Regions from separate parts of the Homo sapiens genome. Here regions 2 and 3 are each linked to region 1. Evidence: chromatin contacts called from ENCODE Hi-C or POLR2A ChIA-PET data. All regions are on one chromosome and are shown on one strand. The core of a region is the stretch at or near the end of the contact, and the rest is flanking DNA. Distances in the headings are between cores, read along the strand shown. Region 1 has its middle 110 kb from the start of RIPOR2. Region 2 has its middle 110 kb from the start of CARMIL1. Region 3 has its middle 39 kb from the start of RIPOR2.

Region 1 (5,049 bases), core at 1,113-3,612:
ATTTACAATCTATTCTCTGCTACCCAGAGGCTTCATCTGTATGATAAAATTATGGTCTCCACAACTTTTCATCATAACCCAGACATTTCTTTTCTATTGATCCCAGGTCTTTAGATAAACTCAATTGTCAACCACAAAAATTTTAAATCTACCTGTAACCTGGAAGCTCCACCCCAACTTTGAGTTGTCCTGCCTTTCTGGACTGAACCATTGTATAGCTTCAATGTATTAGATTGATGTCTCATGTCTCCCTAAAATGTATAAAACCAAGCTGTGCCTTGACCACCTGGGGCACATGTTCTCAGGATCTCCTGAGGGCTGTGTCATAGGACATGATCATTCATATTTGGCTCAGAACACATATCTTCGAATATTTTACAGAGTTTGATTCTTTTCATCAACAAGTAGGAGGCAGAATCAGGTGGGTCAGTTGTTGGTTTGAATGTGGGACATAAGGGCTAGGAAGCAAGGAGTAGCACCTAGGGCACTGTCTTGAGCAACTGGGTAGAAGGTCATCAAGACAGGAAATGCTGGTGAAGCCAGTTTGGGAGGGAGAAAGAGAAGGAAGGAGAGAGGGCAGTAATGGGCTGTGTCTGACTAGAAGAGAACAGATAAGATGCAGACACTGTCCTCTCTTCTAGCCTCATAGCTTTTTCTTTCATACTCCAAAATTGTCTGCCTTGATTCCACAAAAACTGTCTCCCAAAAGTGTTCTAAGCCTTAAAAATGCCTTGAAATCTTATCGGAGCAGCAGTGGAAAGCACATTGTATTGAGGTTTGGGGAGAAGGTGTGGTACAACTTGGTCCTGATCTACCAACCTGCTGTGCCAACTTGGAGGTGTCTCCTAATCTGAGGGTCAGTTTCATTTTCTGTAAAATGAGACATTTGGATATGAGGTTGTCTAGGGTAATTCTCTAATAGTTGTCCAATTTTCTAATTCTTTATTATTCAATAATTGCCTTTGTCAAAGTTACATGGTATATGTTTTAAAAATAGAATGTTATGAATGAATGGTTACACTGCAATGTTTATTTGCTTAATTTGAAGAGTTAGTATAGGTTGTGGTTAAATATTTGGGCTCTAGAGCCAGACTACCTCAATTCAAATCTCATCTCAGCCACTTGCTGGGCGTGTGACCATGGCAAGTTACTAAACTTCTCTGTGCCTCAGTTGCCCTATCTGCAAAATGGTCACGGGATTATTATATGACAATCATATGAATTAACACATGTGAAGTACTCTATGTGTTGGATTATTATTTAGAGTATTGTTTAACCTTCACTTTTTTATATGTAAAATAGGATTGCTAATAACTCCTCATGAATAAGAATGTAGGGGAAATAAAGTGAAACCACATGTCTATTAAAAGCATGCAACACACAGCCTATCTCTCCATAAGTGCTCAATAAATGTGTGTAGACAACCAGATAGCCACAGCTAGAACCTGACCCCTACTTCCATTTCAATTTCCAAAGAGCAAACTGAGACCTCATGTTCTTTTTGTATGTATTTGCCACAGAAGAGAAATAAATCAGGTGCTGTGCTATCGTTTTCCTCCTGGTGCTTGATAAGCTTTTATGTTAAAATAATGCCAAGTTTTCCTTGTTGACTTTCTATAAAAGTCACACAACGTACTTTGGCTCAGCAGTTGCCATTCTCCACTGAGTAACTGAAGGTCTGTTTCTCCCCAGGATGGTTTTAAAGTAGAAACAGACATGCTGATGCTTTTTCTCCTGAGTCTAACATCTAGCTTCCATTTATTAAAAATGAGTTGAAGGAAAAATGAAGAAAGGATCACATAATTATGTCTTTTTCCCCATATTCTCTTAAACACATTGCTCCTTGCAGACTGTACATGCTTCCACCGTGAAATTCTGCGATTTATGAAAATTTAATAGCAACACGAGCCCAAGAAAGAGTAAAAATTGATATTGTACACTTAACACAAATGAAACTGTTCCTTGGGAGAATAACACCCCGCAAGGCTATTTATTCCAGGCATTTATGAGTGTGTACCTGATAAAAGAAAATATAAAGCATGAAGAGTCAGGAAACGGAGCCCTACGTAGGAGCCATGGATCTTCAGCATTGTCAACCTGACCGGAAAGAACAACAAAAGATGGTGGCAAGTCCTCCACTTCTTGTTCCATACACCCACCCGCTAGTCTTTCTATGATTATAATGAGGAAACTGGCAAGATCTGTATTTAAATTCACAAGAGCAGAGAAAATGCAAACTTTTCAACTGCCTCTCATTTTAGACCTAACTGTACTTTCCGCCCCCTCTGGCCTGCTGTTCTCTCTCATCTGCTATTGTAAATTATGTACATCAGAAACGTTGGTGACTCATGCAGCAGAGGCTTTAGGAAATGTGTGGCTTAATGAGGAGGAAAGAAGGTCTGACGCTGATTGCAAAAAAAAAAAAAAAAAGCACTTGATTTTTTTGTATCACATTCTCCACATTCAAGTTCATTGCTTGCACAGAATTTCAAGCGCCATATAATAAAAGAAGGTGATAGAGGGAACATAGTCACAGTACCGTGACAGCTTCTGGAAGATTTCTCTCATCTCGAATTTGCCTCCTTGGCAGCTATCTGATTTGATTTATGTTAAATGCCGTATAGAACAGAAAAGTGTTGCAATTAACAATTGTAAAAACCAAGAAGAGAGGAGACTGTTAGAACAATATCCATTTCTAGGTCTCCCAAATATAGTTTTCTTTTCTTTTCCAACTTTTATTTTAGATTCAGGGGGTACGTGTGCAGGATTGTTACCTAGGTATATTGTGTGATGCTGATGTTTGGGGTATGATGATCCTGCCACCCAGGTACTGAGTGTAGTAACAACGGTTGGTTTTTCAAACCTTGCCCTCATCCCTCCCTCCCTGCTCTAGTAGTCCGCAGTGTCTATTGTTCCCATCATTATGTCTGTAAGTACCCATTGTTTAGCTCCCACTTATAAGTGAGAACACACAGTCTTTGGATTTCTGTTCCTGCATTAATTTGCTTAGGATAATGGCCTCCAGTGGCATCCATGTTGCTGCAAAGGATATGATTTCACTTTTTGATGTCTATGTAGTATTTCGTGGTGTATATGTACCACATTTTCTTTATTCAATCCACAATTGATAGGCATCTAGGTGGCTCCATATATCTTTGCCATTGTGAATAGTGCTGTGATGAACATGTGAGTGTATGTGTCTTTTGGGTGGAACAAGTTGTTTTCTTTTCAGCATATGCAGAGTAATGGGATTGCCGGGTGGAATGGCAGCTCTGTGTTAAGTTTTTGAGAAATCTCCAAACTGCTTTCTACAGTAGCTGAACTAATTTACATTTCCACCAACTGTGTATAAGTGTTCCCTTTTCTCTGCAGCCTCACCAACATCTGTTGTTTTTTGACTTTTTAATAAGAGCCATGCTGACTGGTGTGAGATGATTTCTCATTGTGGCTTGTATTTGCATTTCTCTAATAATTAATGATGTGGAGCATTTTTTAATGTTTTTTGGCCACTTGTATGCCTTCTTTCGAGAAGTGTCTGTTCATGTCTTTTGCCCATTTTAAAGGGGTTAATTTTTAATGGGTTATTATTATTATTTGCATGTTCAATTGTTTAAGTTCCTTATAGATTCTGGATATTAGACCTTTGTTGGATACATAGTTGCAAATATTTTCTCCTATTTTGTAGGTTGTCTGTTTACTCTGTTGATAGGTTCTTCTGCTGTGTGTGCAGAAGCTCTTAAATTTAATTAGGTCCCACTTGTCATTTTTTTTGTTGTGCTTGCTTTTGAGGACTTAGTCATAAATTCTTTTCCAAAGTCGATATCCAGAATGAGCTTCCTAGGTTTTCTTCTAGGATTCTTATAGTTTGAGGTTTTTCATTTAAATCTTTAATCCATCTTAATTTTTGTATACGGTGAAATGGAGGGGTCCAAGTTCATTATTCTGCATACGGCTAGCCAGCTATCCCCATGCGATGTATTGAATTTTCTCCATTGCTTATTATTGTTGACTTTGTTGAAGATTAGATGGCTGTAGTTATGCAGCTTTATTTCTGGGTTCTCTATTCTGTTCCATTGGTCTATGTGTCTGTTTTTGTACCAGTACCAAGCTATTTTGTTTACTGCGGCCTTATAGTATAGTTTGAAGTCAGATAATGTGATGCCTCTGGCTTTTTTCTTCTTGCTTAGGATTGCTTTGGCTATCTAGGCTCTTTTTTGGTTCCATATGAATTTTAGCATAGTTTTTCTCCAATTCTGTAAAAAATGACGTGAGTAGTTTGATAGGAATTGTGTTGTATCTGCAGATTGCTTTGGGCAATATAGCCATTTTAATGATACTGATTCTTCCAATCCATGGACATGGAATGTTTTCCATTTGTTTGTGTCATCTGTGATTCCTTTTGGCAGTGTTTTGTAGTTCTCCCTGTAGAGCTCTTTCACCTCCTTGGTTACATGTATTCCTAGGCATTTTATTTTTGTGTGTGTAACTATTGTAAATGGGATTGCATTCTTGATTTGGCTCTCAGCTTGAACGTTATTGGTGTATAGAAATGCTACCAATTTTTGTATATTGATTTGGTATCCTTAAACCTTGCTAAAATGATTTATCTGTTCTAATAGCCTTTTGGCAGAGTCCTTAGGGTTTTCTAACTATAGAATCACATCACCAGCAAAGAGATATGGCTTGACCTCTTTTCCTATTTAGTTGCCTTTTTTTCCTCTTGCCTGATTGCTGTGGTTAGCCCTTCCAGTACTATGCTGAATAGGAGTGATGAGAGTGGGCATCCTTGTCTTATTCTAGTTCTCAAGGGGAATGATTCCAGGTTTTGCCTGTTCAGTATGATGTTGTCTGTGAGTTTGCCATAGATGGCTCTTATTATTTTAAGGTATTTTCCTAAGGTATGTTCCAGTGCCTAGTTTCGTGAGGGTTTTTTAAAATCATGAAGGGATGTTGTATTTTATCAAAAGCTTTTTCCATGTCTATTGAGATGATCAAATGGTTTTTGTTTTTAATTCTGTTTATGTGGTGTTATATATAGATTTGCATACG
Region 2 (5,049 bases), core at 1,486-3,985, 120 kb before region 1:
AACATTTATTAAACATTTACTGTGTACCACTGATCTAGGCTCTTGGCCAGATATGAGCAACAAAAAGAAGATAGTGTAGTGCTTGCCTTCCAAAATCTAGCACAGTCCTAGAAAGAATTCAGGTTTCACTAAGGCTACTTAGGGAGAGAGTTCTCTAGGTTCTAGAAATTAAGGCAGGCACCCACACAAAGACTCAGTTGCAAATGGGTGGAAAGAATGATTTTTATTAATCAGCACAATATCTTAAAAATCCCAGTGTAGCCTTCTTTGATAAAAGACAGAGTACATGACTTAGAGGCTTAAGAGGGGTCTTCTACTACCCATTCTGGATTTCTGTTTTGAGACTTGGAAGTTCTAAAGTCCTTGCAGAGGAGATTCTGAGGCCCACCAGTAGCCTAAAATCTCCAGGCCTGCTCCCCTCACTGCCCCCACTCCTGGGTGGAACACAGACGTAGAAGATGCTACTCAGCTCAGTGGCCCTGCCCACCATGCACCTGACCCTGTGAATGCCTGTGGCTGGCCGTTCAGGTTAGTTCTTCTTCCCTCCTCTCCCACACCATGGAGACACAGGAAGAGAAGGAAGATACGTGTTTTTCTCTAGTGCTGACATTAGAGCCTGAGACTCCGGCCTTGCATGAGGCCAGATGGGCTAAGGTTTCTATGCTGGGTTTTTCGAGATCTCCCCAGACCCTTCCAGCAAATTCCTCTTTTTACTCGAGGAGGTTTTGGAAACAAATGAGTAAGACAGACGTAGTCTCTGTAATAAGAGAATGGTGAGTCAAGGACACCTGAAAAACAGTAATAGCTAAGGTCGGACAGAATAGAAGGGAAAAAAAAAAAAGCAAAAAGAGCTCTGGAGACACAGGAGAAAATGAAGCTCAGATGTCTGGGAAGGCGAGAGTATCTAAAACCTTTACCAGAGAAGACTGGAGGGCCTCTTTGGGAGATGAAACTCTCTGTCACCTGGAGATTCACCAAAGACTCTGAGGCTGAGGGGAACAGTATACTGTGGAACTGATTTCTGAGACCACAGTTGGAAATTGTGTGTTCAGAGTCCTTACAAGTCTGAAAAGGCCTTTATTTTTACAGCCACACTTGAGTCACCATTTGGCTGTAGAATTCTCCCTCAGAATTCTGTAAACATCACTCCATTGGGTCTCCTGGCATTTTATTTCCAAATAAGAGAGCAATGTCCACTGGTTTCTTTGCACTTGGCAGACACCTGATTTTGGTGAAGGTGTTGGAGTGTCTTTTGTTGGGAGAAGTGAGTGTGAGGAGGGTGGGGGAGTGTTCTGGAAGTTTGTAGGATTTCTTGTAGGATTCTTTTCTGTCATTTACAAATTTCAACAGATTATCTGTAATATGGCTTTTTTCAGTATTCCTGCCCAACAATCCTTAGATTCTTTAAATATGAAATCTAGATTTTCTTCTATTGAGAAAAATGTTAACTTATTCTTGATCATTCCTTCATTTGTTTTCTGGAATTTCTGTTATGTAGAAGTTATCATATATTATTCTTCCTGTTTCTTAATTTTCTTTCATAACTTCTCTGTTTTTTAGGAGATTCCTTAAATTGGTTATCTGTTTCACAGTTGCCAGGTTTGGTTTTTGGCATATTATTCTGCTACTTAAGATCTCCACTATTTTTTTGTTTTGTTTTGGCGCCCATGATTTTACTGGAAAAATCCTTTTGTTCTCTCCTTTTTTGTTACCCCTTTTCATTTATGTGACACCTTCCTGAAAATTACCCCTCCCTTTGAGATTTAAATAAAATGTCTGGCTCTTCATCCCATTCTTGATGGGAAGTTTAATGCCTCCCCTAACTCCTGTTTTTTTTTTTTCTTTTCAATTCCAAGAGGTTTTGTACTTGGTCCCCACCTAGGTCCAATTTTCTTTGTCCTAGATTTCCTAATTGTACCTCTTCTTAGAGTCTGTTCTTACAGCCTGTCCTGGTGCAGACATGGAACACATCGTTTTCCTTTGTGTTCCCCAAATGGCATTCTTTCATTCCATTCACCTTGTGTGGACACACTTTGCTGAAGGTCTGAGGTGGCGAAAAGGGTGGCGTCACAGCTCTCCAGAGAGTATTCATGTGTTTTAAAAAGTCCTCCATCTGCCCCATTACCAGGGATTTGTCACCTACCACCTTACTAACAAGGCTCCTCTTCTGTCCTGTTGAAAGGAAGAATCACTAATGGATGCTAGCAGGGCTTAGTACCTAGGTGATGGGATGGTCTGTGCAGTACCTGCCATGGCACGTGTTTACCTGTGTAACAAACCTGCACATCCTGAACATGTACCCCTGAACTTAAAAGTTGGAAATCAAAAAAGAGAAAGGGCCTCTGTTCTCTGCCTTTCTTATCTTCCAGACAGAACTCCCTTTACCTGAATTCTAAAGTCCTCTTTGTTTCTATCTGATATTTAAGTCAAAAAGATGTTGCCACACCTGTTCTCTCCTTCAGAGAATTCAGGTTCCTGCTATTATAATCCCTTTTTATTCCTTGATGCACTAAATTTCTTTTTCTGAAAATTCTTCCTTGTTTTCTTTACTAAATCTATCTTGCAGAAAGATATCTTTGCCCTGATTGTTCAGCTTATTTCTGGCAGCTAATTTTTCCCATATGTCTAATGTTTCTTGTATAAGAGAAAATAGATGGCTTTTATTTCTAATCAGAGGTCTATTTTTCTCAATGTTGGCAAATCCTGTGGGTTCCCTAAGCAATTGTGCATCTCAGGGTTCAGTTCCTTCTGGTGGTTTCCTGCTTTCTTTTCCTATGTGAGGCTTACGTAGAATTTATTTAACATGCAATAAAATATGCACATAACATGAAATATGTTTACAATATGGATAAATCCCACAATCATAATGGTAGGAGAAAGAGGCCAGATACAAAACAGCATATGATTCCATTTATACAAAATTTAAGAGTAGGCATAACCAGTCTGTGGTGATACAGATTAGAGGAGTGGCTATCATTTGAGTGGATGTTGACTGGGAAGGAGTTAGCTGGAGTCCTAGAAATTTTCTATATCTTGATGTGGGAGGTAGTTACATGAATGTATACCTGCGTAAAAAAGTCATAGAGCTATACATTCAAGATTAGTGCACATTACTATATGTAAGTCATACCTCACTTTAAAAAATGTCATGTGATGTCATCTAGAACTAGGGAAGGAATAATTTGAGAGACCTTCTTGATTTGGAGAGGAAAAGGATATTTTGAGGGCAGGTGTTACTTAGAAGAATTGCTCTACATAGCAGTCTTTTCTTCCTTTATCCTACTATCAGACATTTCTCCAACTAGAATAAGATGTGGTTACAACTGTCCTCTTGCTGTTTCGTGAGAATTGCTTAGTTGTTTCCTACACAGAATTTTAAACGTTGTGGTAAATACAAGTTCAAAGTCACATTGCCAGTGCTTCGGAAACTTATAATCTAGTTGGAGAGACAAGACTAACATAAAAGAGAATTTAGTGTTGCTTTTTTTTTTTTTTAAGTGCAAATTTTGAGGCACAGAATTCTCCAGGGATTCAGGAGAAAGAGCACTCAGTGGGAAAAGGAGGAATTGATTTTAATGAAGCGGGGAGGACTTAAGGTGAGTTTTTGAAAATACCTGGGCAGGCACAATGCCAGCTAGTTCTTCACTGTATTGTGTTTGTTTAAAGAAACATAGAACACCTGCTTGCTAGAGCTGAAACAGTGACTGGGCAAGACAGGATATTTATCAAACTGGGGAAAATAAACCAAGTGGCATACAGATGTCTGAAGAGATTTAGACTTGGATTCTGAATTCCCACTAGTCTGAGCCCTCAGGGTTGAGAGGACAGTACAGTCAGGGGAGGGTAGGGATCGGGAAGGAACAGAGGCCAGGCCTAAACTGTATGCCCCGGTGGGAAATACTATACAGAGGTCTTTTCTTTTACAACAAAGCAATTCTTATTATATTACAAAGAAAACCAAAATCTGTGTTTATGACAGGATGACTTACAGAAGGATACAAAAAATTAGGGAGTGATATATTAAGTTCTCCTTAATATTTTCTCCTCTGACACTACATTCATGTATCTGCAAAAACATACATGTGCTTTCAGACACACATGTATGAACACATACACACACACACACACACACACACACACACACACACACACACCCTTCATACTCCTGTGCTGGTGGGGAATTCGGAGTTTATCTAAAGTACACACTTCATACTCCTGTGCTGGTGGGGAATTCAGAGTTTATCTGAAGTGCTCTTTGCTAGGCTCTGTGGGTGGAGCTGGGAGGGTAATGGTAAGGTTGGCAGATATATGAAGACAACTGAAATTCATATCAGCAGGCTGAGTGTTCATGTCACCAGAAGTCTGACTCGCCTGCTGTGCTCTTGCCTGCTGTGCTCTCGTAATTACTTTCGGAAAGGTTTTCTGGCTACAATAAAATCTGATTAAATTTGTTACCAAGCAAATTGAATTGTTCAGGCTGCAACCTTTCTAGAAGTTTTAAACGTTATTTAAAAGAAGATTTCAACCTCACTCCATTTCAGCTTTCTCTGGGGAGCTGCTCTTGTGCTGTTTGGCCCCTGCCTACTCGGAATGGAACAAAGGTATGGTGTGTATTGTTTTTCTACTGAATTTAGGATATTTATTTTTGATGGTTTGTCTTCACGTCTTCTGTAACTAGATATAAGAATTGAGAGTTCTTGCTGGGGGATGGGGAGGGATTTAGGATGTTAAAACAGTTTTCAAATATATAGTGTTTGCCATCTTCAGAACACCTGATTTACAATTCACTCAGTTACTTGGGTATAGAACTTGCTTGTATCGCACCCTGCTTACCCTTGATATTCTATCTGCTTGAGCCCTCTCTGCAACCCTGTCCACTTTACCCAACCCCCTTATCAGCAACACTGCCTTTTCTGTATACTTCCCTTCTTTTTTCTGTGGCTGCTAGCAGATCTTGTTTTTGGAGCTTTCCTTCTGTCAAGACATTACTTACTGCTTTGCTCAGGTCTCAGAAAGCTTTAGGATCCAGAGAGATACTAAAGGCTGAAT
Region 3 (5,049 bases), core at 1,480-3,979, 76 kb after region 1:
GAATTTCTCTGTTTTAAATTAAACATGTACCTTTATTATGATTTAAAAGGCATACCAAAAAAAGGGAAGGGGGGACACATAGTCCTGTCGACCTTTTAGGACATTCAGAGAAGTTTCAAGCAAAAAAAAAATTGAAAACATTGGTAACCCTACCATGATTTTTGGTATTTTTTTCTATATGTATGGCTTATTTGCCACAAAATTGGTGTCATTCTATATATATGCAGTGAGTTTTTTCTCGTTTCTTTTTGTTGTTGTTGTTATTTAGTTTTTATTTCATAATCATAAACTTAACTCTGCAATCCAGCTAGGCATGGGAGGGAACAAGGAAAACATGGAACCCAAAGGGAACTGCAGCAAGAGCACAAAGATACTGGGATACTGCAAGCAAATGGGGTGGAGGGGTGCTCTCCTGAGCTACAGAAGGAATGATCTGGTGGTTAAGATAAAACACAAGTCAAACTTATTCGAGTTGTCCACAGTCAGCAATGGTGATCTTCTTGCTGGTCTTGCCATTCCTGGACCCAAAGCGCTCCATGGCCTCCACAATATTCATGCCTTCTTTCACTTTGCCAAAGACCACATGCTTGCCATCCAACCACTCAGTCTTGGCAGTGCAGATGAAAAACTGGGAACCATTTGTGTTGGGTCCAGCATTTGCCATGGACAAGATTTCAGGACCTGTATGCTTTAGGATGAAGTTCTCATCTTCAAATTTCTCCCAGTGGTGACTTGCCACCAGTGCCATTATGGCGTGTGAAGTCACCACCCTGACACATAAACCCTGGAATAATTCTGTGAAAGCAGGAACCCTTATAACCAAATCCTTTCTCTCCAGTGCTCAGAGCACGAAAATTTTCTGCTGTCTTTGGGACCTTGTCTGCAAACAGCTCCAATCTGTTAACATAGCTTTATGGATTAGATGAGCAGTCACTTCTTGGTTTCCAGGCCCCTTACCTCAAAGGAGATGCGGCCCAAGGGCTCACCGTCGACGGCAATGTCGAAGAACATGGTGGGGTTGACCATGGCTAATAGCACACGGTTTTCCTCGGCGGCGGCGTCTGCAAAGCCTTTTCTCGTTTCTTAATATCATATTTTCTAGAATAATTTAGTCATTTTTAAAAACACAATTTAAGTGGTTGCACAATATTTCAAGGCATATATACGTTCTAATATATGTAACTATTTCCTTATTGTCATACATTTGGCTGTCGGCAATTTTTGTCATTATAAATAATGCCATAGTGAGTATGTTTGCACATATTCTTTTTCCTTGTTATTTTCTAGATATAAAATTATTCCACCAAAAGGATGAATTTTAAAAATTATCTTAACATGTTACTAATATGACATCCAAAAAGGCTGAACCAGTTAACCTTTCCGCTAGCATTTCTTTAGGTGTTAATAAATTTGACACTTTTCTCTTTTCAAAAATTTTTAACTCTGGCAAAATACACATAAAATTTAGCATGTTGATCATCATTAAGTGTATATAGTTCAATAGTGCTAAAGTATATTCACGTTGTTATACAACCAACCAATCTCTAGAAGTTTGTTTTTTCCCAGCTTTACTGAGGTATGATTGATAAATAAAAATTATATATATTTATATATTTAGGGTGTACAAAGTGATGTTTCAATATACGGACACATTGTGAAATGATTAGTACAATCAAGTTAATTTACATATCTATCACCTCACATAGTTACTTTTTTTGTATGCTGAGAACAATTGAGATTTACTCTCTTATCAAATTTCAAGTATACTATGCATTATTATTACCATTATTTTATAGATGGAGTCTCACTATATTGCCCAGGCTGGGCTTAAACTCCTGGGTTGAAGCAATCCTCCTGCCTCAGACTCCCGAGTAGCTGGGACTACAGGTGTGCACCACTGGGCCTGGCTAACAATACATTATTATTAACTGTAGTCACAATGCTGAACATTAGGTCTGATAACTGAATATTTGTACCCTTTAATCAATGTCTCCCCTTTTCACCATCCCATGCTTTTCTGAATTTTCTGTTCATCTGTACTTCTCTTGCATATTGTGTCGTTTGCCTAGTTTTTTACCGTGCTGTACATCTTTTTCTTATTTCTTTATATTTGTTTATTTGATTTGGAAGAGTTCCTTATTAAAGTATATTTCCCATTCTCTGTTATACATGCTGTAAATATCTCTACATTCTTTGTGTTTAAACTTCTACAATTAAAAGTTAGTAGTTTGGTGAAATTTACAAATGAAGATAAGTAGAGATTCATTATTTATTTTAGCTGTATTGAGATTTAATTCACATACCGTACAGTTCACCAATTTAAAGTGTATAATTCAATGGCTTTTAGTATATTCACAGAGCTGTACTACTATCACCATGATCAATTTTAGAATATTTTTATTACCATTAAAAGAAACCCCATACCCATTAGCAGTCACTTCCCACTTCTCCTTTCACCCCAGCTCCTGGCAACCACCAGTCTACTTTCTGTCTCTGAAGATTAGCTTATTCTTTACATTTTATTTCCATAAACTCATACAATATGTAGTTTTTTGTGACTGGCTTCTTTCACTTAGCATAATATTTTAATGGTTCATCTATGCTGTAGCGTGTATCAATACCTCTTACTTTTTGTTGCCAAGTAATCTTGCACTGTATGACTATACCACACTTTATCTATTCATCAGTTGATGAACAGTTGTTTCCATTTTTGGCTATGATGAATAATGCTGCCACAAACATTTGCATACATGTTTTTGTGTGGACAAATATCTTCATTTCTCTTGGGTATATAACTGGGAATGGAATTGCTGAGTGCTATGGTACCTTTTGAGGAACTGCGAAGCTCCTTTCCAAAGCTACTGCACCATTTTACATTCCCACCAGCAATGTATAGGGGCTCCAGTTTCTCCACATCTTCCTCAACGCTTGTGATTATCAGTGTGTTGTAGCCATCCTGCTGGGTGTGAAATACTCTCTTGTGGTTTTGATTTCCATTTTCCCTGATGACTAATGATGTTGAACATATTTTATAATTTCAATTGGGTTTTTTTGTTTGTTTGTTTTTTGGTTTTGAGACAGGATGCTGCTCTGTCACCCAGGGCTGGAGTGCAGAGGCACGATCACGGCTCACTGCAGCCTGGAACTCCTGGGCTCAAGTGATCCTCAATAACTAGGACCACAGGTGCTCACCACCGCATCCAGCTAATCTTATTTTTTTCCTTGCAGAGAGGAGGTCTCACTATGTTACCCAGGCTGGTCTCTAACTCCTGGGCTCAAACAGTCCTCCCACCTCTGCCTCCCAAAGTGCTGGGATTACAGGCATGAGCCACCACCCAACACAACTTATTAGACTCAACGAGCACATGTGCAGGATTGTTACATGAGTATATTGTGTAATGCTGAGTTTTGGGGTACAATTGACCCAGGTCACCCAGGTAGTGAACATAGTACCCAGTAGTTACTTTTTCAACCCTTATCCCTCTCCTTCTCTCCGTCCTCTAGTCATCCCAAGTGTCTATCATTCCCATCTTTATGTCCATGTGTCCCCAAGATTTAGCTCCCACTTATAAGTAAGAATATGTGGTATTTGGTTTTCTGTTCCTACATTAATTCACTTAGGATAATGACCTCCAGCTGCATCCATGTTGCTGCTAAGGACATGATTTAATTCTTTTTTTGTGGCTGCATTGTATTCCATGGTGTATATATACCATATTTTCTTTATTCAGTCCACCATTGATGGGCACCTAGATTGATTCCATGTCTTTGCTATTGTGAATGGTGCTGTGATGAACATGTGAGTGCATATGTCTTTTTGGTAGAAGGATGACTTTTTTTTTTTTTTTTGAGATGCAGTCTCACTCTGTCACTAGGCTAGAGTGCAGTGGTGTGATCTCAGCTCCCTGCAATCTCTGCCTTCCAGGTTCAAGCTATTCTCCTGCCTCAGCCTCCCAAGTAGCAGACGCACGCCACCACACCCATCTAATTTTTTTTTGTATTTTTAGTAGAAACGGGGGTTTCACCATGTTGGCCAGGATGGTCTTGATCTCCTGACCTTGTGATCCACCCGCCTCAGCCTCCCAAAGTGCTGGGATTACAGGCATAAGCCACCAAGCCCAGCCTAGAAGGATGATGTTCTTTTGGATATATACCCAGTAATGAGATTGCTGGGTCGAATGTTGTTCTACATTCTTTGAGAATCTTCAGACTGCTTTCTATAGTGGCAAAACTAATTTACATTCCCACCAACAGTGTATAAGCATTCCCTATTCTCTGCAGCTAATTGACTATTTAAATATGTTTTTTGGAGAAATGTTTATTCAGATCAAATGAATATATGTTAATAGATGCTTTCTTTTTCCCTCTCTTCTTTCCTTCCTTCCTCTCCTTTCATTACTTTATTTTCAAATTTGTGCCATAGATAATTAAAAGAGCTGGGATGCACGTATGTCCCTCAGCAGTGGAGCAAGCCCATCTCCAGCATGGCTACAGATCCAAGATTCACATTAACAGACGTTTTCTATAAAGAAATTCTATCCCTGTCTCCACCCATAAAATAAAGTCATTACTCAGCATTTCATAATTTATTAGTAAAACAGATTTTTCAAGGGTGAAAAAGCTTCTAAAATTTGTCCAGACTTAACCACCTGTGAGTTCCTTCCATAACATATGCTGCCAAATTATACACACATCCAGTGACAGGGAATTTATTACCTCCCAAGGCAGTCATTGTAATGCTGGACAAATAACTTTATTCCTGGAGAGTTATTTGTTATATAGAGCTTAAATCTACCTCTCTGAAGCTTCCACCTCCTAGTTTCACTCCATGAGGCATTATAATATCCCTTTGAGACATCATAAAACCCCTGAAGCCTACCCACATATCTGAAAACCTCTGTTGTATTACCCTCCTCTGAGACCTCTCTTCTTCAGGGTAAATGTCATAATGCCTGCAACTGTTCTTCTAACGTAATGGTTTCTGTCCGGGCCTTCACCAGCCTCCTCTGAATGGTCCAATCTCTCAGTTCCCTGTAGTGTGAGTCCTGA

The links. A loop is a pair of places that touch in the nucleus more often than their neighbours do. ChIA-PET counts read pairs that join two places held with the same protein, here RNA polymerase II (POLR2A). Pooled maps may share reads with other maps.
Region 2: a pooled map shows a loop between it and region 1 (2.0-fold over the local background). The contact joins two enhancer-like sites. A Hi-C loop is called at or near these places in 4 of 50 pooled maps. POLR2A ChIA-PET finds 5 or more read pairs at or near these places in 4 of 52 experiments (GM10248, activated T-cell, activated naive CD4-positive, alpha-beta T cell and 1 more).
Region 3: a pooled map shows a loop between it and region 1 (4-fold over the local background). The contact joins two enhancer-like sites. A Hi-C loop is called at or near these places in 1 of 168 maps with a recorded cell type or tissue (K562) and 8 of 50 pooled maps. POLR2A ChIA-PET finds 5 or more read pairs at or near these places in 2 of 52 experiments (OCI-LY7 and activated naive CD4-positive, alpha-beta T cell).

What each region holds. Positions count from the first base shown.
Region 1 is chr6:25,047,849-25,052,897 of GRCh38, reverse strand. No RefSeq gene overlaps it. Among named protein-coding and RNA genes, the nearest start is that of RIPOR2, 110 kb to the right of the region's middle. Within about 2 kb of position 2,362, at least 8 of the 41 ENCODE cell types and tissues checked have a DNase peak (open chromatin) inside an H3K27ac peak, as active enhancers do.
Region 2 is chr6:25,165,842-25,170,890 of GRCh38, reverse strand. No RefSeq gene overlaps it. Among named protein-coding and RNA genes, the nearest start is that of CARMIL1, 110 kb to the left of the region's middle. Within about 2 kb of position 2,735, at least 2 of the 41 ENCODE cell types and tissues checked have a DNase peak (open chromatin) inside an H3K27ac peak, as active enhancers do.
Region 3 is chr6:24,972,396-24,977,444 of GRCh38, reverse strand. It overlaps a transcript of RIPOR2 not described here and the pseudogene PPIAP29. Among named protein-coding and RNA genes, the nearest start is that of RIPOR2, 39 kb to the right of the region's middle. Within about 2 kb of position 2,729, at least 4 of the 41 ENCODE cell types and tissues checked have a DNase peak (open chromatin) inside an H3K27ac peak, as active enhancers do.